Linked DNA regions of Homo sapiens: all the other regions are linked to region 1. A link is a loop called in an ENCODE intact Hi-C map of the cell type or tissue named here. Cell type or tissue: ovary. All regions are shown on one strand. Each heading gives the region's core, and the rest is flanking DNA. Links, peaks and the distances in the headings are about the cores only. Region 1 holds the start of LOC107986467 (a long non-coding RNA gene). Region 2 has its middle 50 kb from the start of LINC02227. Region 3 overlaps EBF1 (EBF transcription factor 1).

Region 1 (10,604 bases), core at 3,381-8,380:
CCTACATACTGTGAACTAAGGAATGTTTTGTGCTGGTTCACAAAAAGAGAAAAGTGGTGGAAGAATTAAATCATCACAAATGGCATAACTATAAAGGCATGCCATATCCAAAAGAATCTACTCCACTGAATTCAAAACAATGTTGATATTTGAGAGGCAATTCAGTTTCCACAAAACAATGTCATCCAGTATATTTTATTATTGTTTACTTATAAATCTTTGGTTTTGTGGGGTTTTTCTTTTTCATTTAGTTTGCAATTTAGTTTCACCATTGTTTAAGCATTGTTATGCATGAAGAATTGATCTCTAGTTTTATGCTTGCACATATTTAAGTTACATAATAAAATTAATTTAAATAAAAACATGAGAGGTCTAGAAGAATACTTTCTCCTTGAGAGATATGTGTCTATGGCTGAAGTATAAGAGTGTCTACCCTACAGAGATAGTTCTCTTTTACAAAAGATTTAAATTTGAATTAGGAAACTGTGCCAGTGAAGACAAGCTAAGTTCAGCTGCAGTAACAAGCAAGCCAGAAATCCGAGTGGCTTAAACCACTTGCTTACATTAAATCCATTGCATATTGGTAAAGAGCTCATGGTGCTTCTTCTGTCTGCCTACAAATTCCTCTTGGTGTTAAAATATTCCATTTACTGAACAAAAACAGTACATGATAAACTGTTCAGAAAGGAAACTTGTTTTTGCTTTTCAGGGACGGACATCTGTATGGCCCTGTAGGCATATATGGTCCAAGAAACTTCTTCTGCCAGTTTCTTCTAAATGTTTGCCTACAGACTTCTCTTTGTGATAAAATCTTCCATTCACTGAGCAAAAACAGTACATGATGAAGTGTTCAGAAAAAAAAAGGTGGTTAATATTTTTCACGCCGGGGTAACTGTATGGCTCTATAGGCACAAATGGGTTTAAGACACCTCTGCTAGCTTCTTCTACGTGTCTGCCTATAAAATCGTCTTAGTGTTAAAATCTTCTGTTCACAGAAAGAAAACAGTACATGATGAACTGCTCAGAAAAGAAGCTTGTTTTTACTTTCCAGGGCTGGATATCTGTATGGATATCAGGACCCAAACTGATCATCATAGCAGGACCCAAACTGATGGATCTGCCCTCAGTAATATTTCTGGTTGAGGAGAACGAGTGCTCTGGGGGTTCTCTCACCTGCAGATAAATGCGCTGAATCAATTAAGTCAGATGACTGCACCGAACTTCTAGAAGAGGAGCATAGTCCTCAGGTATGGCCAGGATGAGAGTGAACCAGGCATCTGTTACCAGCGATCATGTCTGCAACAGAAAGCATCCTGCATCTTTTTATAAAAAAGTGCTCCATAGCATAGTTCCGACACTTTCTATTTCCTACTAAAGCTTCAGACAGCTTTCTAAATTTCATAGGCAGCTGTGGCTTTTGAGTTACACCCCAAATCTGGTGCTTCTTAACCATACAGTATGGGCGGATCTAAACCTGTTCCTCCTCTGTGAAGTGGGGCAGAAATGTCAGTTGCATGGTGTGTTACGAGAAGTCAAGGCAGTAACTCATGTGAAACTTCTTTGTCAAATTTAAATTATTATCCAAATGAAATTATTATAACAATATTATTCTTGGCAGTCAATCATGCCACACCAAGGATAAAGAATAGACAGTAATGATTTCACCCTATAGCACTCATCGCACAGTCAATATTTTCTCACAAAAGTTTCCTGAAAATCCACAGAAAAACTCTTTAGGTTATCAGATAATGAAACCTATAGAGAATAGCTCTTCAATATAGAAGCAAATTTCTCCTCTTGGCTAGAAAATGACAAAGCATTTTACATGGCCCCAAATCTATACAGCACACTTTTCTAGCAGATTCCCACGTTTAAAAGATTTGAGGCTTAAGGAAAGAAGTATTATTTTGCCTAAGAAGCAGTTGTTTTAAGTTGAGATCAGTATAAAAAAATGAAAAAAGATTCACAAAATAGTGTTGGGGATGGAGACACAGGAAGATTTTTATACTGTAGCATCAACTCTGAAACTGCTATCACCCAGATACCTCAAAATTCTAGCTTAGTAGAACTGAGTGGTACCCTGAAGTTCATGTTGTCTACTCTTATTTTCTAGTTGTCTTAGTCAGCTCAGACAGCTATAACAAAATACCACAAACTAGGTGGCTTAAGCAACTAACATTTATTTCTCACCATTCTGGAAGTTGGGAAGTGTGAGATCAGGATGCCAACATGATGAGGTTCTGGTGAGGGTTCTCTTCCTGCCTTGCAGAAAGCTACCTTCTTGTTGTGTCCTCGTATGACAGGGAGAGACAGAGAGGGAGAGAGACAGATGGAGAGTGCTTGCTAGCTTTAGTCTCTACCTCTTCTTTTAAGGACACTAATCCCACCCTCATGGCTCATCTTAACCTAATTACCTCCTAGTTATCTGTGGGAAGTAATACCATCACATTGTGCATTTGGGTTTCAATATATGAATTTGGCAGGGCAGAGGAGCGGGGCAAGGCAGAAACATTGAGTCCATCACACCACATGAGGACAAGAAGGTCTGGAAAATTTAAATGACTTGCCCTAGATCACGTTATTAAATTCAAGTTGATTAGTCAAATATTTTTCCTTTTTGCCAATCTGATATAGAATTGAACATGAGGCAGAGAGAAAAGTTACTTTATGTCTGCATACAGTTGCTAATAAAGCCTTTTCTTTTTTTCTTTTTTCTTTTTTTTTTTGAAATGGGTCTCTCTGTCACCCAGGCTGGAGTGTAGTGGTATGATCTTGACTCACTGCAACCTCCGCCTTCTGGGTTCAAGTGATTCTCCTGCCTCAGCCTCCTGAGTAGCTGGGACTACAGGCGTGTGCCACCACGCCTAGCTAATTTTTGTATTTTTAGTAGGGACAGGGTTTCGTCATGTTGGCCAGGCTGGTCTCAAACTCCTGGCCTCAGATGATCCTCACACCTCAGCCTCCCAAAGTGCTGGGATTACAGGCGTGAGCCACTGTGCCTGGCCAATTGCTAATAAAGTATTTTCTAATCACAACCTATGTAACTCACTTCATGATGTATCTGCAAGTGGACTAAGGACCCACTGAATATTCTTGTCGAGGTCTAGCAATAATTTTGAGATTCCTTTTAAGTATTTGTAAAATTTAGTTATTCTCCTTATTTCAGAGGGTTCCAGATGTTTTGACCCTGGGGAAATGTATGAATAGACTAAGAAAATGAGATTCAGATTTCTAGTTGAATGATTTCATTTTCTGATTATTTTATTTAATTAGACATGGCAGTCTACTTTTCACTCTAGGAGAAGAATTTTCAAATTGCCCCCCAAAAGAAAAGAAAAGATGAGTTTCCTTTCTAAGTGTATTCTTCCAGAGAGGCTAGGTTATACTGCAGTACAGAAAAATCTCTGGGATTTACAGTAACAAAGGATTATTTCTCATTCTTGCTAAATGTCTATGGGTGTAGGAGATGTCTCCACTCCACACGTCTGTGCCAGGGGTGGGATGCTGATGGAAACTCCATCTGGTGGGGGCAGCAACAGCTGTGCCACCGGGAAGGGGATTTGGTAAATTGCACTATGGCTCTTCATGCTTCTGCCCCTGTAAGTGACACATGTCACTTCTGCTAATTCATTATTTGCCAGGGCAAATCACAAGATCACAGCTAAATGCAGAAGGGTCAGAATACTTCCATCCTTCTATGCACCTGGAAGAAGAAAACCCAAAATTTTGGTGAACATCTCTAATGGCCACCATAATAGGAATAAAAAAGGAAAACAGAACACACCCCAACTTTGTCAAAACGCCAGTGTCTCACACCATCAATATGAATCAAATTCCCAAATATCCATCAGCTGTACAATAAAATATCTTAACACATTATAGAGTTTCCTGAATCCATTTCTTCATCTCTATACAAGAGAATTGCATAGAATGGGAAGCAAGTACAATAAAGTAAATTAAACTGGGGCTGGAGTGAAGTTTCTAGAAATGGACTGTGGGCCAGCAAAATGTGGAGGCACGTTTATACCTTTTGTGGATTTTATTAGCCTCATTTCTCAGAGGAGAAATCATGTGTTTATGACATGACAATACTAGTCAACAGTCTTTCCAAAATAATTGGACAGTAGGAAAGTTATAGCCGTAACAGGGGAAAAAGTTCATTTTCACCTAATTGACAATAGGAATGTTTGTTTAATGGGTCACTCTAGAAAGAGATGTTAAATCTTTAAAACTTAACCTTTTTGGGAAATGTCTTAAGGTCTAGAATATGTTCAGACAACCTTCATTTGTTTATTTTATTTGGATACAATCATTTGCTTAGACATGTATTTTTAAACTTTTAATATATTAGTAGTAATACATTATTTTATTTGAGTTTTCTTTTATTTGGATACAATCATTTGCTTAGACACATATTTTTAAACTTTTAATGTATTGGTAGCAATGATGTTTTCAAGTAGGGAAACACTTAAACTAGCTCAGAATCTCCCCTAAATTAAAAAATAGAGTTTTGTACTTTCCAGAATAATAAGCATCTTTTTCTTTTTCTTTTTTCTTTTTTTTTGAGGCAGAGTTTTGTTCTTGTTGCCCAGGTGGAGTGCAATGGTGCGATCTTGGCTCACTGCAACCTCTGCCTCCTGGGTTCAAGCGATTCTCCTGCCTCAGCCTCCCAAGTAGCTAGGATTGCAGGCACCCGTCACCAAGCCCGGCTAATTTTTTGTATTTTTAGTAGAGACAGGGTTTCACCATATTGGCCAGGCTGGTCTCGAACTCCTGACCTCAGGTTATCCACCTGCCTCGGACTCCCAAAGTGCTGGGATTACAGGAGTGAGACACCGTGCCTGGCCAATAAGTACTTTTATAGCCTTTCTTTAAATCTTTCTTGGTAAAGATCTACAAAGCAGGAGGAAATTACAAGAGGCAAAGTTTGCTGGTTTACTGTTTGATTATATCTCTCCCACTACCCCTTAAATATTTGTAACAGAGCAGGGTTAACATTAACACCCTAACCACCATAAACTAAAAATATTTATTATATAATTCATGTCTAAGATGAAAATGAAGATATAACAGTAAGATGATTTCATACAGAGGTACAGGGAATTCTGTGTGACTAGGGTAAGTCAATTTTGTGTTTTGTTTTTTTTGTGTGTGTTTCAGTAGTTTCGAGTTATTATAATTACTGAGCAATGACTAGAATGCTATATATCATGTAATTCACATTTTTTTTTCTCATTTAATCCTCCACAGAAAACCTACTTTTAGAACTTAGGAAACTGAGGATGAAGTGACTTGACCAAGGTCTCCTAGCTACTTAGCAGAGGAATACTCTTTAGAGATAAATAATTGTGGTGACATTTCAATCAAAGTATCTGATAATTGCAGTGCCTTCCCACACCCAACTCTCTAGGAGAAGAAATAATTTAAAAGATACATTTATTCATAAACACACAAGTACTCATTCTGTGTCTTTTCCTATCACAAAGCCCACGGATATACAGCTGAATAAGTCTGCAAGTCAGAGGTTAAGAAAAGTTGGCTCTGGCATCCGACAGGCTGACTTGGATGAGGCTCTGCAATGCTACCTTGGATGGGTACTTATTTTCTCTAACCTCAGTTTCTTCATCTGCAAAATGGGAAACAATATTCGTGCTTTCCTCATGATTTTGCTGGGAAAATGAAATAAGACAATATGTTTTTGCACAGTACAGTGCATTAAACGCTCCATAGTATGCACTTGATATATACTAGGTTTTATTGTTGAATAAGCAAGGACAGCCATGGCTCCTCTCAGAGGAGCTCCCTGATTAGGGAGAGGAGAAAAACGTTTAAATAGCATTTCCTGTCCAATGTGATGCGAGCAGTAGGGAAACCAGGGAAAGGCACGAATGACTGCGTTGGAAAAGTCTAAAAAGGTTTCATAGAGGTGACTTTTGAGCTGGTGATTTTAGGGGGAGCAGTGCTTCACCGGATGGAGAAGGAGGTAGACATTCCGGCTATGTCCAAACGTGGGGTAGAAAGGCGCGTTTGGGGACCTCAATACTCAGGATAAGGGAACATTGAAGAGAGAGAAAGGGAAATAATGAAAGTGCATGGAAAACCAGTAAGTGTGGGACCCTGGGGGCTTGGACCAGAAAGGGCCAGCCTTCCGTGGCCATGAGGGAGGGAAGCTGGAGGATCGCGAGGTGGCGCTGTGGCTCCACCTTAAGGAAAGATTCTGGAGCTCGCGGGTCACCCGCACTCCCAGGACAGCCTCGGAGAGGTGGGGCAGCGCAGTCTTGGTGGGTTTGGCATCTTCACGGCAGCTGCCAAAAAATAACGTTGATAAAGATAATAAATACATAAGCAAATAAACCGGAAGCGGTCCCTTTTAGGACACACGGCAAGCATCAATAATCAGAGACCGTAGGCGAGGAAGGATTAAGAGCACGGAACTGTCCAGCAGGGACCGTTCCCAGCTCAGTCCGCGTAATCTGTAGGCCCGCATTGGGAACCCGCATCGCCTGCCTGGAGCTGAGCTGTATGCTAACCCGCGTCTTCGGGCGGGCCCTGCGCCCCGAAGGCGTCTCCCTAAAGCCAAAGTCGTAGCGGTCTGCACGCCTGCCCTTGGGCCCTCGGTCCGCACCCTGCCTAGACCTAGATTTTTTTGGATTTTTTTTTTTTTTTTTTGCTGAATTTCATACGCACACGTGCACACAAAACCACGTGTGAGTTCAGGCTCACACACGTTTACGATGCTCTTGCACAATACACACGGACTTTTGCAAATGCACAGCCCACTCACTTAGACACTACACATGACACGTGCACACACTATACACATGCGCACTCACGCCCGTGTGCACCAATGCCTTACGCACCCACGCACACATTCAGCCAAGTGCTCTCTGTCACCGGCACAAACACACACTTACTGCACTGGCCCACAAATGTGCAGCCACTTTTCGCACATGCAAACATATTTGCACATTCACATCATACACATCTCGCATCCCAGTAGCCAACAAAGACCTCGCAGCACGCAAAGGTGTGTAAATATTCAGCAAATTGTCCCTCGAAGGAAGTATGAGCGCAAACTTTTTGTTATCCAGGCATCTCGAGCTTTTCTGCTAAACTCGCCCTCCCTTCTCCAACTTTCCCCTGAATAAACAGGCCTGTTCCTCCCAGTCTCCCCTCTGAGAATGTTTTAAGGCCAAGGTTTCTTCCATAAGGTTTGCGCTACTGAAGGGATGCTAATTTTCAAATCGCTAAGAAGCTCCCTTCTCCCATCCCAGAGCCTCCTTCTACCAAGGGAGCAGGGACCTTCCCAGATCGGATTCCAATCTCGTGGACTAGGGGACTGTGGGCAAGGGCCACCGGGTGGGATATGATCACGCCCTAGGGCATCCTCGGACTTAAAGATCCTTTCCGGCAGTGCCCCCAACTGTATTCTCCCGACTCAGAATGACTTCAGCTTCTAGCTATCTATGGTCACGCCAGGGCAGAATCAGCATCTCCCCCATTAAAGCACATCCGCAAGTGTCCAGATTTCTGTCCTTCGATGGGCATCAGGAACATCCCCGCAAAGTCAGATACTTAGTCTGTTCCAACAGGCAAGCTTGCGTGAGCTCTAAGATCTCATCTAGGACTGGGAGAGAGAATGACTGACAGGAGGTCACATAGTAAATGTGGCAGAGCCGGGGCCGGGGCTGGCACGTCCCTGGCGCGCTCTGTCCCTGCGGGCCAGGAGAGAGAGAAGCACATCGGTAACTGACCACGTGAATGCGCATTCAGTACGCGCATTAGTTAGGACGTTTCATAGTCTTCCCCTTTCCTCTCCTCTGCTCCCTGCCCTCGGGAGGCACCGTGCGCGCTCGCTCCTTTCTCCTCCCGGATGCGGAACCCGGGCCCAGGAGCTCCAGAGCCAAAGGACACTTGAGAGTTGGGGGACAAGAGATTCGCGCCACAGCTGGGTGGACGGTTTGGCTCTATATTTAAGGGGACAGGCTTTAGCGATATTCTGGCTTGGCGACTTTATTAGCTGTTGGCCGTGGACAAGTTTTTCAACTTCGCTCACAGGGTCTCTGTTTGCTCACCTGTAAAACGCCGGAGTGGTCTTATCTGCCGTGGTCTGTGGCGGATATTCAGTGAGTTCCTGCCCGTAAAGCCATCAACAAATGGGATCTATTATTATCTGGGGCCGCCCGGGGGGAAACCCAAGAGAGTTGGCAGGCTCGCCCCAGAAAGACCTGTAGGAACCCCTTGCCCCAGGCTTCTGGCCGTATCAGACTAAGCGCTCCCAACCTGGGACGGAGCCCCGCGGTGTTGTTTGCTTGGTCTCTATCTCCTAGCCGTCTGTGGGTGTCTTTGTCCTTCTCTAGGCCTCAGTTTCCCTGTATGTACCATGGGGGGTGGGAGGTGGAGGTGCGCTCCCAGAGCCGGGAAGTGTCGGTCATACTGGGCCAGCAGAGGAGGCCTTCTCTGGAGCGTAGGGAATCGGAAACAGAAATCAGATTCTGGATTTCCAGTGGACCCCTGGCCTGCTACTCCCACGCGTTCCCCGAGGACTGCGCATGGAGATCACCGAGGAAAAGAGCCACGGTTTTGAGGGCTGGCGGTGTGTCACGGTGTTCGGCCACTCGCGCCATCTTCCGGGTGCAGTTCAGGGGCCCCGCAGAGCCGAGCCTTCGCGCAGGTCCCGGCTTTCCCAGGTCCCCGGGCCGCCACCCACTCCTATTCTCGTCCACCGGGCAACGCCGTGGCCCCTGCTCCTCTCCACCTCAACCCCGACTCCAGGCTGCTGGTCGACTCCTCTGGAGCGGCCGCAATCTGAGGGACTTTGCGCCTTGGCTTAGGTCCTTGCATCTTTCTTTTCCCCTTTCCCTTCCCAACACTGAAGTAGGCATCTGTCCTCCCGCCTCGTTCGAAGCTGTCCCTGGCAGGTGGCGAGGGAAGGGGGCACGTCCCGGGACGGTTTGCCCTTCTGTGGGCCCGCCCTCACAAGGGGAATGGAGATCAAGAGAATTTTCCAAGTGACAGGTCCCAAGTCTGGCCTCCTGGGGGCGGACGAACAGAGACGATTCCCTCTTCCGCTGGGACCTTTCCACGGGTCTTAGTTTGGCTGTATTTATCTAGTCTCTTCTCTTTGGGGAGACCGGTATGTTTCTACTGGAGTCCCCAGAAATTACTGGTAGATGTTGCCTTTCAGAAAGGGGAATTGATTTCCCTGTGCCTCAAGAGGGTTGGGATAGCCAAGGAGCAGAAGGTCAGGGTGGGAGTGGGTGGGTAGGGAGTGCTTGCACACTGCCCTGGGCTTCCTCCAGGCCCAGGTCAAGAGATCCCGAGAGCTGGACAGCCCTGCCTACCGCTGGGAGCATCTGAGGGGCTGTGTATCCTGAACTCCCACAGCTGCAGAAATTTTGAGGAGCTCATCAGGGAAACTAGGCTCCAGGGGAAACCCCAAACCTCTCTAGTTTTTCTTTCCAGGTGTAAACTCATTCTGCTGTATTTTTTCCCCATGCAAAAGTCTTTTTTCCTCACGCCTTCCTTCCCTTCCTTCTTTCTCTCAGAGATGATATATATTCAAAAATCAAGAGTTTCCAAATAACTTTAAATACAGATCCCAGGCACCAACACAGGAGGTTCTGATTCTGTGGGTCAGGATAAGGCCTGGAAATCTGCATTTCTAACAAGTGCCTGCACCCTTCCCCATGTGATTAGCCTGATGAACCCAGTTTGGGGATTACTATTATAAACTACCCTAAAGTCAAATCACTCATATGCCATAAAGCCTAGGCAATGCTGTACATACTAGAATATCTCATTACAGGATACCTTTACCATAAAGTATATACCTAAGGTAATTGTGATGGATAGTGCTTGAAGTATCTGCTTTCAGGTATGATGGCAATCACCCTCTACACACATGCTTTGTCTCTGGAGGTAGTGCTACCCTCACATGAAGATTTAGAAGTATTTAAGAGGCTCTTTTTCAAAGTTTAAAATTACAATTGCTGGTTCAATATTCACCAGAGAAAATCCATAAAAAAAACTACTGCTCTGCTGGCCTGTGTGTCATTTCCAGTTTTCTGTCACTCACTCTGTCTCTCTTCCACCTTCTCTTTAGCCTCCTTCCTACTTAAACATTTATTACAGGATGAGAAAGCCAGACTGAAAGCACAAGGACACCAAGAAGAAAAGCTATGAATACACTCGGCTTGATTAAAATAAAGCACACTCACCACCCCAGGTGAGGTATGTGCTGCCTCTGCACAGCCAAAGGAAATTAGTCTTATCAAAATATTTCTGCCCCCTTTTATTTTTCTTCCTTCTCTAGCCTGGCAGGTATGGAAATTGCCTCCCTCATATTTAGTTCCTGGAGAGACTGGCTCTGGGGTAGAAATTGAGCTGCTCAGGACTTCTTGCTTTGTGCCACTTTCTCATTTGGGTGAGTCAGCTTCAGGCTCTCAACAAACGCATCCTTTGCAGATGCTTCTAGACTCTGTTCAACCCCAGAAATCTATCTGCTGTGTGTCTCTTGCTGATCCTGGACTTGAGGGTGTCTATGCTTTTCTTTTCCCTGGCACTTTTGTCACCTTCCTTTGGCAGTGATCTGCTCCCTTATT
Region 2 (10,604 bases), core at 1,896-6,895, 650 kb after region 1:
AAAGCTACACAGCTGATAAGTGACTGCCCTGAGATTCAAAGCCAGGTATAAATGGCTCCCCAGAGCAGGTCTTTCTAGGTTCCCCCAGTTCTGTTCCATAGGCTTATTTTTATATTGTAGATGGGTTAGGTCCCCTCATGGTGTCTCCCAGTGCCTAGTGTTAAGGGTTCGGCACACAGTGAATATTGCTTATAATCCATGGGTTCTGATACAGCGTTGGCCTTACAGAAAAGCAAGCTCTACAGCAAAGACAACTCAGTCAAATGAGGCAGGAAGGAAGCCAAACACCAGCATCCTCATGGAAATAACTGTGGCTTCTGGTCATGGGAAGGAAGGAGGGCTGATTATTGAACCATCCTGGACACTTTGCTGCGATTTCCTCTGGTGGCTGAGGTAGAGAACGAAGAAAAACAACTTATCCTTTCTTTTGTAGACTCCATCACTGACTTTCTGGGTGACCTGGGCAAATCATTTAATGTCACACACTTCCCTTTCTTCATGGGTAAGCTGAGGCAGAAACAATAGTCGACAGCCCTGCACATGGACAAAGATTCATATAAAAGTCAAGCTCCTAAAATGAAGCAACACAGGCATGAACACAGGATTCTTTATTACTACAGGCAGAAGTTCCTGGAGGGAAATGAAAAAGGGGAGGGCCTTTACATTTTCCATGACAGGACTCAGCTGCCTTCAACCATCACTGTCAGGCAACATCATAGCCTTGATCTACTTCCCCCAAGTGAGTAATCAGAGGGCTGCAATGTCTCTTCATCCCATCTTTGCATTTTACACCCAAAGAGCTCACCTTGGAAAACAGAAATAAATAAAATGGCAATTAGAGTAATAATAAACCCAATATTTGTAAAACAACATGCAGTTTACAAAGACTTTTATATATGTTGCTAATTTGAATCTCACAATAACTCTTAGTGATGGGCTATTATCTCCCCCATTCTACAGATGAAAAACTGAGAGAGCTAGGAACCTGACTTCACGGCAGAGATAGGAATAAAAACCCATGTTTCCATTCAGTGATCTTTCTATACACCAGACTAGTTAATGATGATGACACACATCACTTGTGAAACACATGGGCCCCCGAACGGCCCCAGTTGTGAAATACTCACCTTGAGAACAAAATCTTTCCTACACAGTGCTATTACTCAATTGGCTTTCATTTCCAAAGGCCACAGGATTGTTTTTAATTTTCATAAAAGTCCAGTACGTGTATGCCAGCACATTCACTAGAGTTTCCCTCCTTGTCAGTTGGGCTTGAAAGTCAGAATCATGTTCTTGGTATTTTTTTTTTTTTCAACAATGAAGTTAACAGAATCCACTGTCAGATCCTTGGCTCTCTTTTCGTTACTTTTGGATGGAAAAGAGACATTTGAACAGGGGTAAAGGAAGGGACTGGCCAAGCTTAGGGACTGAAATTTGGGAACCTGTGGAATAGCCAGCCGTTCGCAAATACCTGCCAACACTGCATTCAAAATCACATTCAGAATTTACATGAATTGTCTGAGAAATTAACCTCTAAACCTATTCATTGCACTGGTAGTCCACTGGGTTCCCTTAAAACAGGTTATCCTGCACTACCAGAATAATTTATATCTGCAGCTGTAACAGTTTCTGTATTCAGGTAGCATGCTTAGTTTTATTTGTTTGAGTATTTAGAGGATTTTCAGGAGTTTGTGGGAAGCAATCATGAGAAGTAACTCTACTCGTTTTAATCTTCAAAAGTATCATTTTCTTGGGCTTATTATTCCAAACACACTGACTCTCCATAAGCCATCATCCTGTTACTCAGAGCTCACAAAGCCAATTCTTTAATTATGCAACAACAAACTATATTTAATGATGACCTGAGACCCAGAAAAATTCTGTCTTGATTTCTGAATCATTAAAGAACAATCCAACTGTTGTCAGTCCTGTAGGAAGTCAATGAATTGGGTCTCATCCTTTGGACTGCTCATCCATCAGAGACATGCATGTTTACTTTCCAGTCACCCCTACCAGGGCCAGCTTCATGGGTGTGTAACCTGAACAAGTTGCACTGAGCCCCACACTTAAAAGGCCCCCATGCCTCACTTAATGCTCTGCTGTTACTGTCATGAAAAATCTTAATTATTTTTTAACAAAGGCTCTGCATTTTCATTTACACTGGCCTCACAAATTATGAAGCCAGACCTGATCCCAGGAATATAAGTTCCATAAGGGCAAGATTCTTGCCTGTCTCGTTCACAATTAGTTCCTAGAATGGTGCTTTGTACTAGTCTTAATAAATATTTGTTAAATCAACGAATGAATGAATGAATGAATGAATGAATGCATAAATACCAAGATACTCGAATAATGAGAAGCTCCCATTCTCAGGAAACAGGGAGTTGCTCTCATTTACCATTTCTGTGCCCTGAACTCTTAGTTGAAACATTTCAAAGTTACGTTACAGGCCTAGATAACTGCTTAAGGAAGGAGATTTGGCAAGAAAGGGAGAAAGGGGGCCCAAGACGCCCAAGAGAGATACAGGCAAGCCTACTGAGAGACACTGCCCAAGGATACTGAGAGCAGAGGCATGGGGTGTGCTCTGTGGTCAGTGAGCAGGGGAGCAGACTCCTGTCTTTCGATGCACCAGCAGGAATTTTCCTCAATGTAAGCCAGGCTGCAGGAAGAGTTTTTCTGATTTGCAATCTCAATACTACTCCATGTCCCCCGGGTCTTGTAGAAGAACAGCAGCCCAGCTGCAGGCTCATGCATGCCCCAGGCCTGTCAATGGGTTTCCTCGGCTCTGAATCCTGCTTTGAGCTCCAAAAGTGGAGCTAAGGATGTGGAAGCCACGCTCTTGAATTGTTCAGGCCATGTCAGTGAAGACCAAGAAATGAAAGAGAAGATGGGACCTGAGAATGCCAATTCCACTAACAGCTTCTCGGTGGCAGTGGAGGTGATTAGGAAATGGGTAGGTACCCATTAGTACAGTTCACACAGGAAACAGGACTGAACAAAAGAGTCCAGTAGAGGGTTTTATATGGTTGAAGCCATTTTTTCATAGAGTTTATTGATCACCTTCAGCCTTTGCAGATTTAATTCCCATGTCCATAGACCTTCATTAATTTTCTGTTTGGGGGCATTAGGGTAACAAGCACATGTCTTTCCATGTAGCCATTCACACTTAACTCGAAAGAAAGGGGGATTCTGAGAAACAACCCATTTGGGTAATGGGTTGCAGTCTCTAGCCTCTATTTATCCGTTTCATTCTTTATTAAAATGACAAGTTGTGGGTAGAAAATCAAGTTATCTGAGGTCTTTGGGGAAAGTAGACAACTTGGGTCATAAGGAAAGACATACAAGAAAAGTAAAGCCAGCAAATAGTAGTTCTCTGGACCACATGGAGAAAAAGCACAAAATGGGAAAGAGAGAGAGAGAAAGTTTGGACCCTGCACAATGTCCAAACTTTGGTCACTGCCAAAGTTTGCAAAATATCATTTCATTTAGAAAAGCTATGATTTAATAGCAAAGGAGGACATTTTGTTGGAACGCCTAGTGTAACAAACACTTTTCTCTCCACTTAACAGCACTCTCCTGGCTTCATCTCATGGAGAAAATAATAATTTGGATGTTTTGAATTATAACAGTAATACTAAAGGCACTCTGGGCCCACCCAAATTCCCAGTGTTGAACGTGGTGTTAGGGCTCAGTAAGAATGTAGGAATATTACAGCAAGCAACTGTTGGTTTTAGGACATGGTTCAGGGTTCAGTGCAGTCAGAGGGAGTAAACAGAGCTTTCTGTAGAGCTGCAACCCTGGCTGTGTACCTTTTGCCAGGTCAAGGCCAATACAGGGCTCTGTCAGCTGAGAAGAGTCCCAGGGCTTTGGACCATGAACAAGTTCCAGAGAGAAGAACGTGAGCCTGAGCATCTGGAGGTCTTGGATCTGCTCCTAGCTCTGCCACTAATGAGCCCCGTGACCTTGGGTAAAGTTTCTGTCCTCTCTGGGCCTCCCTCCTCCATCAGTACAGTCTTTGACATTTAGAGCTGCAGAAACCCTGACAAATCATCTGGGGCTATATTTCCCAAAATGTGTTCATTCCCATTCTGCCTGGCTTGTCCACGTTCTTAATTTTAAAAGAAACCAGTATCAGTTACAAAATTTAGAGGGCAACTATTAACTATAAAAATGAATTTATTCAAAACAAAACCATATTGTTACATTCTAAACAGATAAATGTTGCTTGCCTAGGAAGACAATAGCAACAAAAACAAAAATAATAATAGGAAATACTTACTGAGACTTTAATATGTGCCAGATACTGTTCTGAAAGCTTTATAGATAATATTTCATTTAATTGACACCAGTCTATCAACTAGTCTCTATTGTTGTCCCCATTTTGCAGATGAGAGAACTGAGGAACAGGAAAATAAACTTGAGATATTCCCCCTCTTTGTTAAAAAGGCTATTCATGTGCATAGTGGCATGAACCTAAGACTTTTTTCTTTGTTGCAATTAGAAGGATTAAAAGAGAATTTTTAAAAGAATGACTTTTTCATTTTAAGATTCAGTCTTATTTGACGCCACAAGTTTGCGCAGTCACCTAAAATCACCCTGGATAGGTAATGGCTATCTAGAATGATGGTAGAGGATGATCCGGTCATGGAGTAATTTGAGAGGTGGAAGGTGTACTACCATAGGCTTTGTGGTGTTGAGCCCATTACTTCCTTTGCTAGTGTTGTCCCTTTTTTCTTTTGTCTGTGTGAATAATTCCTACTAGTATTTCAAGCTTCACCTCATCATGAACCATTTCCGACCTCCTGTCCATCTCCGGGGCCACATGTCTCCCCCTTGCTGGTGCACCCCACTGTATCCTATACACATTGCAATTGTAAACGTTACATTATATATAAGGACCTCTAACTTTGAGTCCAACTTTGACATAGAAAGCAAAGCCTATTCTAAGTAAGTCCACTAATCTATACAAATTCCAAACCTAATATGAAATAAGTGACCAGAAAAAAATAATTGTGCAAGTATTTACAACATAAAACACTGAACACAAATGCTATACTCTAAAAGTTGTTTCTGGGAATTGTTTCATCATGGATTAGACTGAATGAGGCTTCTTAAAACAAGAATCCAATGAGCTTGGGTAGGATTTTTTTTTTTTTTTTTTTTTTTTGAGATGGGAGTCTTGCTCTGTCACCCAGCCTGGAGTGCAGTGGCGCAATCTTGGCTCACTGCAAGCTCCACCTCAGCCTCCTGAGTAGCTGGGACTACAGGTGCCCGCCACCACGCCCGGCTAATTTTTTTGTATTTTTTAGTGGAGATGGGGTTTCACCCTGTTAGCCAGGATGGTCTCGATCTCCTGACCTCATGATTTGCCTGCCTTGGCCTCCCAAAGTGCTGGGATTACAGGCATGAGCCACTGCGCCCAGCCTTCTTTCTTTTCCAAGTGAATTTCCCTGGAGGAAGTATAGGTGCTTTTCTTTGCTGTCATAACTGACATGGTATTCACACTAGGGTCATCAGTCTTGGAAACTCCCTAAGTTTCAGCATGCATTAATGCCTTTGAAAGTGTCAGGGACAAACAGCTTCTTGGTGGCATGGCCCTACACTTAGACTTCTTTGGCTAATGCTTCTGCTTCCATTTCCTCCTCTTTCTCCACATCTTCAATGTTCTCTTGCTCTCCCATTTGTACCAGAGTCTGCTGAATTGCAGGTAATCCCTGACCACTGTTGAATTGCAGGTGATCCCTGACTGTCAAAAGGATATGTCTTCCATAGCCATTGGACCACTCAAAACACAAGCTTTGGTTGACCCTGACGGGTATATGATACTTAAGGTAAAAAGAACCATGAAGGCAGAGCTCACAAATTAAGTCATTGTCAAGTCCAGGATCACTTGTCATTTGTTTCATATCTGTCTTCCTGACTTGATAAGAAGTTGTTTGAAAGCAAGGAGTGTGTCACATTATTTTGTGTATCCCAATGTTTTTTGAGCATTATAGACAAACAGATTGACAAAGTTACTAAAGTAATTGATTAGTAGCTCCATTAATGTAGTTTGACATTTTACCAAGTACTAACATCCATAATTGTTTAACCTCTACCTAAATATTTAGAGAGAGAAAGAGAAAGAAACAGAAGGCTACTTAATGAGGTTTTCCAATCCATTTTGGATCAGTCTAGTCTTTAGAAAGTTTTTCTTTATATTAAATTAAAAGTCTCCCTGTGACTTCTAACAACCATTTCTACTTCCATCCTATAAAGGGGCACGGCAAGAGTCGATTCCTCTTCAACAGAAAAGCTTTTGTTGTTAGAAGATAATGTTCATTTTCAGCCCTTTTTTCCTTTTAAACAGCACATCACCCATTCCCTCTTCAAATCTTATGGTTCCCAGATCTCTTGCCATCCTGGTGGAAGTCAAAATAATCCAGGCTCTAGACACAATCTACAGCTTTCAAATCCAGGCTCCACACCAATCTCTGAGCCTCGGTGTCCTCATCTGTACAATATGTATTATTATAATAATAATTCCTCACATGTCTAGTGTGGGGACTAAATCAGAGGATACACATAACCTGCAGGATACAGTGATAAGCACGTAATATGCTCTCAAAAACGTTGGATATTAATACCCCAGGTGGCAAGTAATCAGAAGAGCCAGCCCCTGGGAAACCCACAGCTCCCTCAGAACAGAATCATTTCTACTAATAAAACCTCACTGGGTTCAGTTTTAGAGCAGCCACATCCCCTGATGGCTCATCTTGGGCTTGTGGTAAATCAAAATCTTCAGGTCTTTTCTTATTTTTTTACATAAACTGCTGTCAAGGCTGCTCTTCTACATCTTATACTTCGAAAATCAATTTTCTGAAACTAAAAGCAGAACCATATATCATCCTTATTAGATTTTCTGCAGATAGTTTGGCCTATCATCCTAACATGTCAAGATAAGTTTAAGTCTTGATTCTGTCATCTGACCTATCAGCCACCCCTGCCAACCTTGTGCCATCTCCAGATGTGATAATTACCTCTTTTCTCTTCACCGAGGTCACTGATAAAATTCTAAGCAAGTTCAAGGCCAAGGACAGAGCCCTGTGGCAGTATTAACATTCTTTGGGCAGCATGCCAACACTCTCATTTTATGGATGAGAAGACAAAGATTCAGAAGGGCTAAATGATTTGCCCATCATCATATAATACAGCAGGCTGTTTCCCAAAGTGTGTACCTAGGAACAATAATCCCTTTAGAGATTTTCCATAACAAAGCATATCCATGGCCAAATAAGTTTGGGAAACCATGCATACTGTTTCCTTCTTTGGGGATTTGCCAATGCCAAGTAGCACATTAAAGATTTTGTGAAGTCCTACAGTCGTAATCCATTCAACGTGTTTAGCTCAGTACTTCTCAAACATGTTTGAAAACAGAATTTTATTTTCATGTAAAAACTAACATGCCACAGAACCAGTGTCCCATAGTCAGTTAAGAGCAGACACCTACAAGATGGAACCAGTGCCTCTCACCTGTTCTGAGTCCTAAGATTCCCCAGGTCCAGAAGTTCTATGACTTTCAAATGAAAAATAAGATGAGAAAGAGCTTTGGAAAGGAAGAAATTTCACAAATGGAATTGTAGTAAGATGAAGAAGACAGAGATCAAATGTCTCCAAAAGCAGAGGTAAAAAGAAGACCCCGAGGAGTGGGGTCTTCCCCAAGTGCTGCTGGTAAGACCTCCACTCCCTCCCTCCCACCCCACCCTGCACAGCCTTGCATCATGCTCTGCCTTGAGATGATCAGAACTAGCCTCACTATGTTTTCATCCCCAGTCATATCAATCATCCCAAGAAACCAGGGATTACCAGGGGCCTCAATTGCCAGTTTCTCAAGAAAGCTCCCCTGATTTAAAGTTGCAATTCTCCCATCTGGCATCCCTCTTTTCTTCCCTGCTTATTTTTTTTCTATAGCACTTACCACCATCTGACATCATAAATATTTCATTTGTTTTGTGTTTGTGTTTGTTTTGTTTATTGTCCACATCCCTCTGCTAGAGAATAAGCTCCATGCTGGCAGGGGTGTTTATTTTGTTCACTGCTTTATTCTCAGCACTTAGAATAGTGCATAGCTAATAGATGGTGCTCAATAAATAAGAAAATATGGCTCAGATCAAACCAGGAGGGCCTAGTTGAATCACAGCCTCTCAGAGGGCAAGGATCATGTCTTGGGCTTGCTTTGACTTATTTATGATGTGATACCATCTGCTGAGTGGGTCTTTATTACACTAGAAATGAATATTATTACTCAGATAGATATCAATATACAGAGGGAAGCTATTAGTCTCAGAAACCACATTCTCCCTCCTCGGGTGACCTCATCCACCAGGCCTTGCATGGGCATGACTCATAAATCCACAACACCAACCCTGACCCTCATCCATGCCACAGCCCACTTTTGCTGCTGTTTGCTGGACACTTCTACCTTGCTAAGCAGCTCAAACTCAGCAGGTCCACAGTTAGAAACACTATCTTCCCCCTGCCAAAAACTAGTGAAGAAAGAAAAACCAAATAACCTTCTTCAAATCTATTTATTATTTAGGCATCTATTTATGTTGGTGGCACAAAAAAATTACAAAAATTGATAAAATCCATGCCTTTTGTTTTTTTCCTGATTTCTCCTTCTTCCTTATAGGTGCTATATCTGAAATGTCCCTGCCAGCTATTTCTTCTGTCCTATTTCCACCCGATTATCAGGCTTCCATTATCTTTTGCCTGGACCCACTGAAATACTTCTCTCCCAATCTCTCTGCTCCCTCCTTTTCAATGCCTCTAATTTTTAGTCCAGTGTTTTCAAATTGTGGACCACGCCCATTAGTGGGTTATGAAATTATTTAATGTGTTATGAACAGCTTAAAAAATGGAATAGAGTAGATAAAAATCAGACTGCATTGCAAGTAACATAAAAAATATGTGTAAAAGTTTTGTTAAATGTATATGTGTGTGTCCTGAGACATTACATAAATACAAGTGACCCTTAAACAACACGAGTTTGAATTGCACAGGTCCACATATACGTAGATTTTTCCCACCTCAGCCACCTCGAGACAGCAAGACCAACCCCTTCTCTTCCTCCTCCTCCTCCTCAGCCTGCTCAATGTCAAGATGATGACGATGAAGGCCTTGCTGATGATCCACTTGCACTTAATGAATCATAAATATATTTTTTCTTGTGATTTTCTTAATAACATTTTCCTTTCTATAGCTGACTTTCTTGTAAGAACACAGTACATAATACATATTGTATACAAAATATGAGTTAATTGACAGTTTATGCTTTTGGTAAGGCTTCTGGTCAACAGGAAGATATTAGCAGTTAGGTTTTTAGAGAGTCAAAAGTTATACGTGGATTTTCGACCGCTGGGGAGTTGGTTCCCCTAACCCCCCCACCCTATTGTTCAAGGCCCAACTGTATATTCGTTACAATAGTTTGAAAGTCACTGCTCAGATCTAACACAATCTAAAGTGGAGATTTAGTTATGTCACCCTCTACCTAAAACTTTCAGTGACTCCCTATTGCCCTCTGAATTAATTCCAAACAAATTAACACACCATTCAACGGTTTCCAAACCCAGGCTGTGGCCTACCTTTCTAGCTTTTTCTAACACTCCTGTGCTCATGCCAAGAATGTTCATCATACTGGAGTACTTTTTATTTCTCAAACATACCCTGAGATTCCTACCACCATAACTTTGTATATGCTGTGCTTTTTCTTGAAGTAGTGATTGTCAACCAGGGAGTGTGATTTTGCTACCTAGGGATCTTTGGCAATGTCTGGAGACATTTTGGTTTCATAGCTAGGGGATGGGGTGGGGTGCTACCAGTGTCTACTGGGTAGAAGCCAGATGCTGCCAAACATCCTACAGTGCAGAGGACTCCTGCCCACCACAGAGAATTATCCACCCTAAACGGTCAGAACCAATAGTTCTGAGGTTAACAAACCCTGCCTAGAGCAGTGGTTCTCAAATTTTGGCATGCATCTAAACCACCTGAAGGACTTCTAAAACAAAGAATGTTGAATCGTATCCCAGGATCTCTGGTTGCATAGATCTGGAGTGGGGCCCACGAACTTGCTTTTCTAACAAGTTCGTGAGTGAGGCTAGAACTGCTGTTGGGGGACTACAGAGCCATTGCCTGGAATAAACGGAGCTCTACTTAATATTTATCAGAGCTTAATGCTACCCATCCTAAGGCTCATGAGGTCAGGTCAAGTGCCACCTGCTTCTTGGAGTCTTTTCTGATATCAGCTCAGCCTCCCTTAACTCCTCCAGCAGTTGGCCTCACCCTCTCCATCTCTCTTGCTTGCTTGTTCTCCCTCTCACTTGGACTTTCCCTTCTTCACACTTCATCCAGCCCCATAGAGAAAGTGCTTCCCGGGCGGAGACTACACCCACCCTTCGCCTATTTTTTTTTTTTTTTTTTTTTTTTTTGAGACGGAGTCTCCCTTTGTCTCCCAAGCTGGAGTGCAGTGGCGCAATCTCGGCTCACTGCAAGCTCCGCCTCCCAGGTTCACGCCATTCTCCTGCCTCAGCCTCCCGAGTAGCTGGGACTACAGGCGCTGCCACCAC
Region 3 (10,604 bases), core at 2,854-7,853, 330 kb after region 1:
ATTTTTATTAAAGGGATAAAGTCTCAGGGCAAAAAAGTCTTTAATATTTAACACTAGCTAATCACCCTTTTCAATAAATTCCTTCAGGTTGTCAACAATATCTAGCTATAATTTATATTAACTTCAAGATTAATATCTACAATACCTTCTTATTTTGCAGTTGATATCAGTTTTCCAATTATGGTAGTGACATAAAGTTTTCTTTTAAAATAAGTTTTTTAAATAAAAAGATAATCACTTTTTAAATTATTAAGTATGTAATTGTATAGGTGGTATATAGATATGACAAAACTAAGAAAGTGATATTCCAATGATGAAAGTTTGAAAAATTTAGACTAGCCCTCCCTCCTTCTGTTGCTTTGAGTGGCTGCCTTGGGTTCAACCAGGCTGGAACAATGTGTGAAATTTATTTTGTGATTTGTGGGTCCGGAGTTCTACACCCTAGATCTAGACCCTGTCCCTCCTCTAGCATGTTGGGTCAATTTTCGGAGCCACCAGACATTTCTAGATTTTTGTGTCCTTATCTGTCAAAATAAGAAGATTAGCTTTAAACTATCACTAGCATTCCTTCCAGCAATAAATTCTACAGTTCTTTGAGTGATTAGTAAATAAGCCTGTGCTTTCAAATTGATCAAAGTTAGCTAAAATGTTTTTCCTCCATAAGCATCAATATCATGTGTCAATGCTAGAGATTCTTCCCAGACTAATATTCACAGCTAGGAAAACATCAACAAATTTATTCTCTATTATGATTCAGATTCTACCTCATCTGTGAAGGATTGTTGTTTAGAAGGAATCTCTGCTTTAGTTAGGGCAATTAATTAAAATTGAAAATGAAATTGTAAATGAAAATTTGTTTGCATTTCCTGAGCCTAATGCTTTATGCTAAAGCCTCACTCTCAGTCTGTAGTTTTATTGCAGTCATATCTAATCAATTTATAAAGCCCGTGAATTTTGTTCCTCGGTATAGCAACTCATACATATTAAGTCCCTATACTTAAAAAGAATCTTCATCCATCTATTTACTAATATCTTTCCATCTTTTAAAATTTATTTCCCCTGAGAACAAGGAGAGCAGGTGAAGTGTTTTCTAACTGGCTGAAAGTTCTTATCAGTATTATTGTGAGTTAATGGTACTCTATATCCCAAGTACGTGTTAAAATTAGAAGCATACCTTCTATTTGAAATATAACAACATGGAACATCCTTTACCACCAAAAGCATGGCAAAGCTCCAGGCAATAAATGAAAAATGGAGAGAGCATAGGTACAGAAAACACACACACAAAGTCTTTGGATCAGAAAAAAACTGAGTTTGTTACTACCTTTAAAAAGCTTCTATATGAACAATTTTTTTCTCTATGATTACAAAGGAAGTGTTTGTCCCGTGACTTTTTTGAACTGCATCAGTGTTGCCTTTTGCTCTGACTTGCTATGACAAGGGTAAAGTTGCTTATGCAACAACTTAATTTTAAGATTCTGTTTTCTCACCTGAAAAAAAAAAGGATAAAAATACAGTCATTGTTCTGACCAAATTAGTGTTTGTATGTAAAATATCCAGCAATGTGGTAGATACCTCCTGGGTACTCTACAAGTTTTAGTTCCCAACATTGCAGTAACAGTGTCTCAACAATTAACATGCTCTTGATTTGGGGAAGATCATCTTTCACTGCCCTTCAGAGCCTCTTTCTTCTTATTCTCTCTACATTATTAAACTCGATTTCCTGATTTCCATGCTCACAGATTACAAGAGCAAATTAGAAGGTGCTAAGAACAACAGGAAAAAAAAAGACAAAGAAGCGGAATAAAAGAGAAATAATTTCAAAATCTTAGAAACCTGGAGCCATTTAGTACAGGGATAAATAGTTCTTCATACCTCAACAGTCATTTAGGGCTTTTTTATATTACAAGATATAATACAGGGTATTTGTAATTGCTAAGTTAAAATGGTTTTTATGCAGATATGACTTTTTCTTGTTTCAAGAAGGAACATTTGATATAAATTACTTGTGGGCTTTAGCAATAACAACTTTCTCAAATTATTTTCCCTAGGACTTGGTGTTAGAACAGTTTATCCAGTCAGGGACCCATTGGCCGCATCCAGCCTCTCATGGTGTTATCTGTGATTCTCTGGGCAAAACACTCAAACTGGGCCTGGTTTGCACATTGATATAAGAGCCCTTTCTAAGTTATCCCCATGAGAACAGAACAAGCATGTTAGTTTAAACTCATGTATACTGTATAAATTATCCACTGTATGCAGTGGACTCAATACCACAAATATTGAGCTAACTGCATCTGAAAGGAGTCAAAGAGTAGACAATTGCAGAATCCCATAGAAAGAGAACATGTAGAATCCAGCACCATCAGAGGTCAACCAGTCAAATACCAGGGCTGGATTTTTCAAAGAACCAGATAATGCCAGTTTTATGGCCATTAATAACATTTTAGTTATGTAAACAAAGATAAGAGTAATACAAAATAAATTCTGCTTCATGGTGTAATCTGATTGCCAACAGAGTTCAGAAATGAACTTTCTCATTGTGCACGTGGCATTGCATAATGGACCAGTGATCATTCCGCAGCCTCCCCAGCCTTCCCTTTCCCTTTCCCTTTTATGGAGAGTCCTTAGTTCTGCTAGATCCATAAGCTATTCCAGGGAGGCAGATTCTTTGCTTTCCCCTGTAAAGCTCTTTGATTGTGCCTCTGGTAGTTAATACACCAAATGGTCTTCAGGGGTACTTCATACGTGCACTCCGCAGCTAATCACAGTGCCTTGGCCTGCTGTTTCCCTACCTCTGTGTTTTCCACATGTTGACAGGCTCAGTTCAAACACCAGGCCCATCAGCTTCTGGAGAGTCACGGCAAAGCTCGGCTCTGATTTGGGTGTCTGCTTCAGAGATTTTCCAAAGGATATCCTGTAGTAGATAAATCATTTCATTAGGCCAGGTTCCCTGTTCAAACCAGGAAGCAGAGGGCCTGCCATGTAGGAAAACCCAGATAATATTGTTATGGCTGTACTCAGAGCATTTGTAAATATTGTTGTCAGTGTCTTTCACGCAGGTTCCATCAAGATTGGATTTAAACATAGACAGGTTAATTATGTGTTTTAAAGCTTTGTTTATGGAGAGCTATTAGGAAGACTGTGAAGTTTTAACTATTGCAATGACAATTTTTCCCCCCAAATGTCTCCTCCAGTTGATCACTCCTCATGCCATCCGTGTGCAGACCCCTCCTCGGCACATCCCTGGTGTTGTGGAAGTCACACTGTCCTACAAATCTAAGCAGTTCTGCAAAGGAACACCAGGCAGATTCATTTATACAGGTAAGAACCACAGCACATGGTGAGCACAGAACTGCCGTGGTCTTGTGGGGTCTTTCCCCTTATCTTGTCTGTATAAAAGCATGTATTTTATTTTAAAATCTAGTTAAAGCCTGCTTTCTTTCTTCATTTTACCATATGTATGACCAAACATGGTGCTTTTATTATTGTATTAAGAATTCTTCTAGGTGTCCATGTTGAATGGCGCGTTCTGTTGAAATAACTGGTTGGATACCTAAAGATGCCACATGAAAAATAAGAGAAGGGGAAAGAGGTGTAGCTAGTCCTGAGTTTCTGGATGTTAAGCCACCTTGTTAGGGTTTGTTGGCTTTATGGAGTAGGTTTGTGCTTTCATGAACAGTACGTCTTTCCTCTAGCCTGTTCACGGCACTTGTATTACATACAATTGGTAGTTTTCATATTTAATTCTGGGTTGGTGCCTTCTTTCCAAGTATGCTGCATTTTTGTCCTCCCAAAACAGCCTTGGCACATGGATCCGCCTTGCGGCAAGAAGCTAGGGTTTCAGAGTGAATGTGAATTCCCTCCCATCAGACAGAGAGAACCAGGCAGCATCTCTGTGGAATGACATCAAGTATAAAGGCTGAGTGCCCAATGTGTACGCTAAGAGATCCCTAGATTGTGAAGTGCAAACCAAATACCCAGGGATCTTTTACAATTCACATTCTGCTACAGTAGGTCTAGGTAGAACCTGAGATCCTGTTTCTTAAGCAATCCCAGGTGAGGCTGATGCTGCTGCTCAAAGAACCACAGGTGGAGTGCGGTTCTGGGCCCTCTGCTTAGTGTCAGTCATCCTTGGATAGTGGTAGCTGTCTCCACGAACTAGTCCCAGGTTTCCTTTTCCATTCAGTAAAAGACCACAAGACCAGATTAAGTACAGAGCGGAAGTTGCTTTCACACAAAGAGATAACAGAGCAGTGAAGGGATAACAGTTAACAAATTGTAATTATAACCATACAATTAAGTGGACGAATTTTATTTTTCTGTGACATTTTACTTCAGAGCATCTTTCCCTTGTATTTCAATATTAGAAGTAAAACCAAACATACTTCTTAGTCACCCAGTTTCTCTCTCTCTCTCTCTCTCTCGAAATTATAAAAACAATTAATGCATCCTGACCCTTGGAAATGCCTCCCAGCCCTTTAAACAAAATGCAGGTTTGGTGCCTGCCTGACGATTAGTTTTAGTTAACTGAAAATTATAGGATTGACCCAAGAGGAAAATTTTGTTTGCACTCCAATCACTTTTACAAATTAAGGAAAATTACCACAATTTTGTTTAGCTAAGGTTTCACACTGAGTTCAAGAAATTAGCTCAGCCATCCCAACAAAGTCAGCACTTTGTTAGTGAGCACTTGAAAAAATAATAGTCTTTCTGGAGTTTTGTGGTGTATACAAACGAAGCGTAGAGAAAGCTATGATGCTTTATAGAAGTAGGCCAAGTGTTTTTAATTAGGCTCATTGGTTCAGCGTAAGTTTTGAAGAATAATCAAACTAGCAGATTAGCTGTTTCTTTTAAAGCTAGGATTTCTTGCCATTCATTTTTCCCATGAGAACTTCCACATAGCAGTGTGTGTGTGTGTGTGTGTGTGTGTGTGTGTGTGTGTGTGTGTGTCTGTGTGCATGTGTGTGTGTGTGTGTGTGTGTGTGTGTTTTACAAGTCTCATTATGGGGCTGCAGGAAAAGGACCAATTGAAACTTCTGATACTGTAACATTCCCCAGCATCATTCCAATGGATGGGAGTTTTTCACAATGTTCCCCCACTGAACTCGGTGTTCTGGAACATATTTCAAAACCACAGAGGCCAAATGTTTTCTCTGAGAAGTTTGGACTCTGTTTTTGGCCGAAAACATTAGGCCTCGCTGGCTGCTTATTTACTCAGCTATTAAGAACAAGAAAAGGAGAAGAAAAAGAAGAAAATGCTTGTGTGGTGGGAGGTACAGGAGGCAATCAGGCATGGTTTCCGCTTTGGTGACAACGTCCCTGCCCATTAATGGTTCCATTTTGTGGTCAGGTCTCATTTAGAAGAAATTATTTTTAATCAGTCTTCAACAAAATATCCCCTAGAGCCACCTGGCCATAAAAGTTAGAAAAAAAAATCACCCTCATTAAATTACTTAAGTTCTCAAGAGAAAAGAGCTAGGGATCCATCATTATTTGGAGTTTTTTTAAACACTAAAAAAAAAAATTGCCATCAGTTTAAGAAATCACATCTTAGAAAATCTATATCACACTGGAATTAAGAAAAAAGTGTTGGATTTTCAAGCCTAGAAAAGTAGTTAAGGGTAAGAGCAATAAGTTGGCGCATATGCACATGTATACATCTGTGGGAAATTTAAGGTATGAAAAAATGCTTCTGGTGATCTGGCCTCAAACTGTGGGCACCAGACAAGAAGCCTTTTTTTTTTTTTTTAAATATTCTAGAAGAGAGTTCTAACCTCTCCCCATATCGGAAAAATAAAAATCTGAAGAAATTGGCACAATGATTTCCCCTCTGGTATAGTTACTTGGCTGTTAACAGTTATTGTGACATCACATCATTTCTGATGAAAGGGAATCTGTGTTCATTGGTGACCTACACATGGACCTTTTGATCATTAGCATTAAATGCCTCTACCATGCGTTGCTTGTTCATGGCTGGGGCTACTGGCCTCTGTGATTTACTCAGTTTACCTCTGCTGTCACCACTTAATAGTAAGGGTATAGAGATGGCTCATAAAACCTCTCTGTTCTTTGTATCCAAACAACTGCTCAGATCATTGCAAATGTACGGCCCCCTCCTTTGTCCACCCACAGAAGTTCACACTTCATTTTCTTTAACATCCATAGTATTTCAAGATGTGAGGCTTGGTTTTCTGGATTGGGTGAGCTAACCCTCTTATTTGTTAGTGAAATATCACTTGGAATTTTTCCCTTGAAAAATATTATTGAGCTGAAAAGTAACACCCCAAACTAAGGCCTTATTGCTGTTTTTAAAGTATGCAAGAGAGAGTTGGCATTTGTAGATGTAAATGTCTCTAAAAGTCCATAACATTAAAAAAAAAGAAAAAAGGCAGGAACAGCATGGCCTAATCTATACTAATAAAGGCAGACCTTTTGGGGAGGGAAGAATCTGACCAAGCACAGATTGCCTGCAAGCTGGCTCCCCTTGTAAGGATGGTAAGCAAGCGTACATCTCTCCCTCATTGGTTCTTCAGACCAGAGACGCACGAGGAATCCATAGCTGCTAATGTGCCATGCCCTTGTGTTTGTCCAATCAGAGTCACAGACTCTGGAAAGTGAATCCTGACTGGATTAGAAGCAGAAAAGCTCAATAGCACTTTCTAGATCTTACTTTATTGTGTCCAGTTATTCTTATGTAAATGTAGGGCAAGGCTGACTTTAATTTTCAATAAATGTTTTCTAAGAGAAGGAAACAAAAACACTATCTAATCACAGGATTGATTTCAAAGCCCTATTATCGTTTCTGGTCAGTCCAGTGGGAATTAAATCCACTATAACCTCACTGCCATGTAAGGGCTCTCCCTAATACCTTTATTATTCTCACAGCTTGTTTTCTTGCAGGTGTTACATCTTTAAGTGGCTTGGATCTTTTCGAATCGTGATCTCTCCTGCTAATCCCTAAGTAGCCTTGGAAGCTAATAAAAGACTCTTAGGCACCTTTAGCTGCTTCCTCAAAGTTTTTGTAGTTGGTTTTCCTGATAAGAAGCGGCCAATTCCAAATGCATGTGTTGCCTTCATTCTAGTTATATTTTCTGTAAGAATTTTCATATATTCTCGGGGAATATATGACTGAAAGAATGGGACACCAGGACAAGGTTTGAGCAGCCTAGGGGTACCCTGAGAGCTGTACACCACCTGACCCCCCAAAAGTTGGTGAAAACCCTGATGAATGATCATCTAACAACTCAGATGTCTGGTTAGGTCACTTATCAGATCTTTTCTACCACTAACTTTTCCAATTCCAAACATTTTTCACCCAATTTCCTGTTCCTGTGGAAGGACTAACCCACATTCCTGTGTATTAGCCTGTGAACTAACTTCGAAATGAGAATTCTTCGTGGAAATACTTCCTGTTTGTACCTTGTGCCCAGAATAACTCCACATCCTTTGCCAATGCATAACACGTTGCTTTGCACATAGGAGGGGCTATTTTGTCTGCATATGCTCTGTGGAACTTGACATCTTTTACTATGACTTTTAAGTTTTCCGTTTTTTCTCCCTATCCCTCTTATTTTCTTCTTGCTCTCCCATCTCTCCTATCTCCCTTTCGCCTTCCTCTCTCTTTTCTTTACTCCCCTCATCCTTTCCTCCCTCCCTCCTAAGGGGATAGTACCTCGCATACTGATTGACTGCTTAGGTTCAAGATGATGGATATAGATTGAATTCTCAGATCTACCATTTACTAGAGAGGTTATCCTTGGGACATCATATGATGCCTCTAAACCACAGTCACCTTATCTTTATAAGGAAATAATAATAATACCTTGCTGGGGTTGTTTTTAGGATCAGGGAAACATATGTAAAGTTTTAGAATCATGGAACTGTATTTAGCATGAGGCTAGATACTAGTAGTTTCCATTAATAAATGGTGGCCATTATGATTCATTCCTTTGTTTCTGAGTCCCTACCAGGAGTAACTATTTTCCATGGATTGTTTATCATCCTTGTCATCTCCCTAGAAATCTAAGAAATGTCTTTTGGGATTTTTAGTAACACAACTATAGGCATCAGTTTAAAGAAACAAGTAACACCTGTCAACCCCAAATAAAAGGAGCAAAGTGTAAATAAAGTAGCAAGAAAAAGAAATGCATAAGTGTAAATGTAATAATTTGCTTAAAACAAATATTTTTGCAGGAATGCATCACACAGCTAATATTTTAATCAGATACTCCTGATTTGTAAAGTTCTCTGGTGTTAACTTTTTTAGGGAACAACACATGCTTGTTCTCTTATTTCCATCTCAGCCCCTCCTCTGGAGGTCCTAGCAACAGGAGTACAGCCTATCACCAACTGTCTTCAAAAGTATTTAGATTATAATCAGCTTCAACTCCAGCTTCCAGAGTTTTCACCAGAAATCTCTGTTTCTCATTCTTGGAAACCTCCTCCACAAAATAAAGGCTGCCACCTTGGGCTTGAACAAAGTCATTGGTTTTAGGGAAGAAGTGGAGAGTTTGCACCTAATGGATCTCCTGCACTTTAGTCTTTTCTTACATAAATTCTTTGTCACAGTACGCTCTGAATAGCCACTTTCATGTCATTACCCTGCAGAGAAACCTTCCCTCTTTGCTCACTGTATGTAAGACGTAGCCCAAGTCCCGAGTTTGGCTCACTGTGCTCTGGGGCTAGGGCTTATGATGCTCCAGTCAAACCAGTTTCCTTGCTGTGCCTCCAGCTCACTTTAGCTACTTTGGGCATGGTGATTCACCTGAAGGATCCAGTTCAAACTCTTACCTCTCTGAAGTGTTCTCTGACCGCTGTGGTATAGTGGACAGAGCCCTGGGCTGATAGCAATGAGGCTTGCATCGTATCCCAGCCTTGCTACTCGCTAGCTGTGAGACAAGTTGCTTATGTGCTCTGGACTCCAGTCTCTTCATTGTGAAATGAGTCAGTCGGACTGACTTTGGTGCTCCCTGTAACTCATCTTGATTGACTGGGAGAGTCTCTGTCCTTGAATCTCTTTTGTCCCAGGTGCTAAAACCATCCCATTCATCATTCACTTCCTTTTGTCCTTAGTTCTCTTGTTCTGTTCATAGGTAGACAAATCATAAAAAGTCCACAAGCTTCATGAAGAAATAGAAACTCTTCCTCAATCTTATTTTATACACTATGTTGAAGGGATTTGGCTCAGCATTTTACTTGCAATAGGTGCTATCATTGACATATTGCCCAGGATCAATGGGTCTTCATTGATTTTTGTCCTCTGGATAACATGGAATGTAAATAAGAGCTGTTAATTAAGAATCTGTCCCTTTCTACTTGAAGTTTTACATACATAGAACATAGTTTCTTTAAATGAAAAAATGGGATTTGGCTTATATTATGAATTTCATTTTCTTATCTGTAAAATGGAGCTATTTTAATAGTACCTTCATCTAAGGAGTAAAAGGGTTAATGTATGTAATGCAATCCTGAGAGTACCTGGTCCAGTATGAGTGCTCCCCAAAAGTAAGTGAGAAAAGCAGATAGTGGGTATATATATTTTTGAAAATCCAAAGAATTTGTCATTAGAGTTTGATGTTATGTATGTGTCAGCTTTGATTATGAGTAAAGACATTGTTTCTTTCTAGGCATTAGAATAGGAATAAAAATACCTGTGTTCTGTTCTGATTTTACCACTTCCTTTTGTTACTTCATTCATTCACCTCACAAATGTTTGTGGATTGCCTGTCTTATTCTAGGCAATGTTCTAAACCAGTTCTAGGCCAAGTCCTGAAACAGTGTTAAGCAAAACCAGACACAATCCCTGTTTTCTTTATTCTAAAGACTAAGAGGGAAAATGGGTGTTCATAAGTTTACTATTTCAAACCTGGTACGTGTCCAGAAAGAAACAGCGCTTTTGATCAGCACATAATAAAAGAGCCCTGACCAGTCAGTTAGAGATATTTCTCTACAGGAAAAATTGCACAAGCTGAAGTTTGAAGGATGACAAAGAGCTAACCCAACAACCAGTGAAGGGTGGGGGTAGCATGGGGTTAGGGAATGAGCCTTCCAGCAGAGGGAGCAAATGAGAAGGCCCTGGGTGGGAGGAAACACGGTACCTTGGACGGCTGTAAGAATTGCAGTGAGGCTGGAAAATCAAGAGGGAGGAGGAGAACTGTGAGACAGAAGGCTGCGAGAAGTAGTCAGGGACAAGGGTATGCAAAACTTTATAAGCCATGGGGAGGAGTTTTGTTGTTATCTTAAGAACAATGGACAGTTTTGAAGTGTCTGAAATGACAGGTGGACGTGACCAGGTTTACATTTTGGGAACAAACTAACTCTGGCTTCAAGAAGCATAGGAGACCAGAATGTATCTTGGAAGGCCTCTTAGGAGGTCATTGCAGTAGTCTGGGAAAGAGATTTGGTGACTTTGATTTGGGTGGTAATCAGTGGAGATGGAATGGAGTGAGAGGAATCAAGAGGAATTTAAGAGGAAAAATGGAAAGGACTTGATGGGTTAGATGTGGGGATGAGGGAGACAGAGGGGTTAAAGCTGCTAGATTTTTGTCTCCCTCAACTTAAGGGATGGTAGGGCCATCACTTTTCTGTGCATCCCAAGGATC

What was found. Hi-C counts contacts between places; a loop is a spot of excess contacts. Peaks named below come from ENCODE experiments on the same cell type or tissue, not always from the same donor. Only the 100,000 strongest peaks of a DNase experiment are listed, where the experiment ranks them.
Region 2: a loop joins it to region 1, with 3 times the contacts of the local background. A loop is called at or near these places in 4 of 110 quality-filtered maps.
Region 3: it touches region 1 in a loop (2.4-fold over the local background); 13 of 110 quality-filtered maps call a loop at or near these places.

The regions. Positions count from the first base shown.
Region 1 is chr5:159,102,568-159,113,171 of GRCh38, reverse strand. LINC02202 (long intergenic non-protein coding RNA 2202) reads right to left here. Exons shown (of 3, transcript NR_109890.1): 2 at 1,174-1,313. LOC107986467 (a long non-coding RNA gene) reads right to left here and starts at 8,153. Exons shown (of 2, transcript XR_001742942.1): 1 at 8,076-8,153; 2 at 5,733-6,305. RefSeq lists an enhancer at 8,235-9,140. In ovary, for the core only: a CTCF peak has its summit at 6,241; DNase peaks (open chromatin) are centred at 6,201, 6,511, 7,881 and 8,238; H3K4me3 peaks cover 535 bases.
Region 2 is chr5:158,454,668-158,465,271 of GRCh38, reverse strand. No RefSeq gene overlaps it. Among named protein-coding and RNA genes, the nearest start is that of LINC02227, 50 kb to the right of the region's middle. In ovary, for the core only: no CTCF peak of the experiment used is centred there; a DNase peak (open chromatin) is centred at 3,821; H3K27ac peaks cover 1,558 bases.
Region 3 is chr5:158,770,133-158,780,736 of GRCh38, reverse strand. It overlaps EBF1 (EBF transcription factor 1), which reads left to right. Exons shown (of 16, transcript NM_024007.5): 10 at 3,198-3,324. Among named protein-coding and RNA genes, the nearest start is that of EBF1, 320 kb to the left of the region's middle. In ovary, for the core only: no CTCF peak of the experiment used is centred there; a DNase peak (open chromatin) is centred at 5,196; H3K27ac peaks cover 2,307 bases.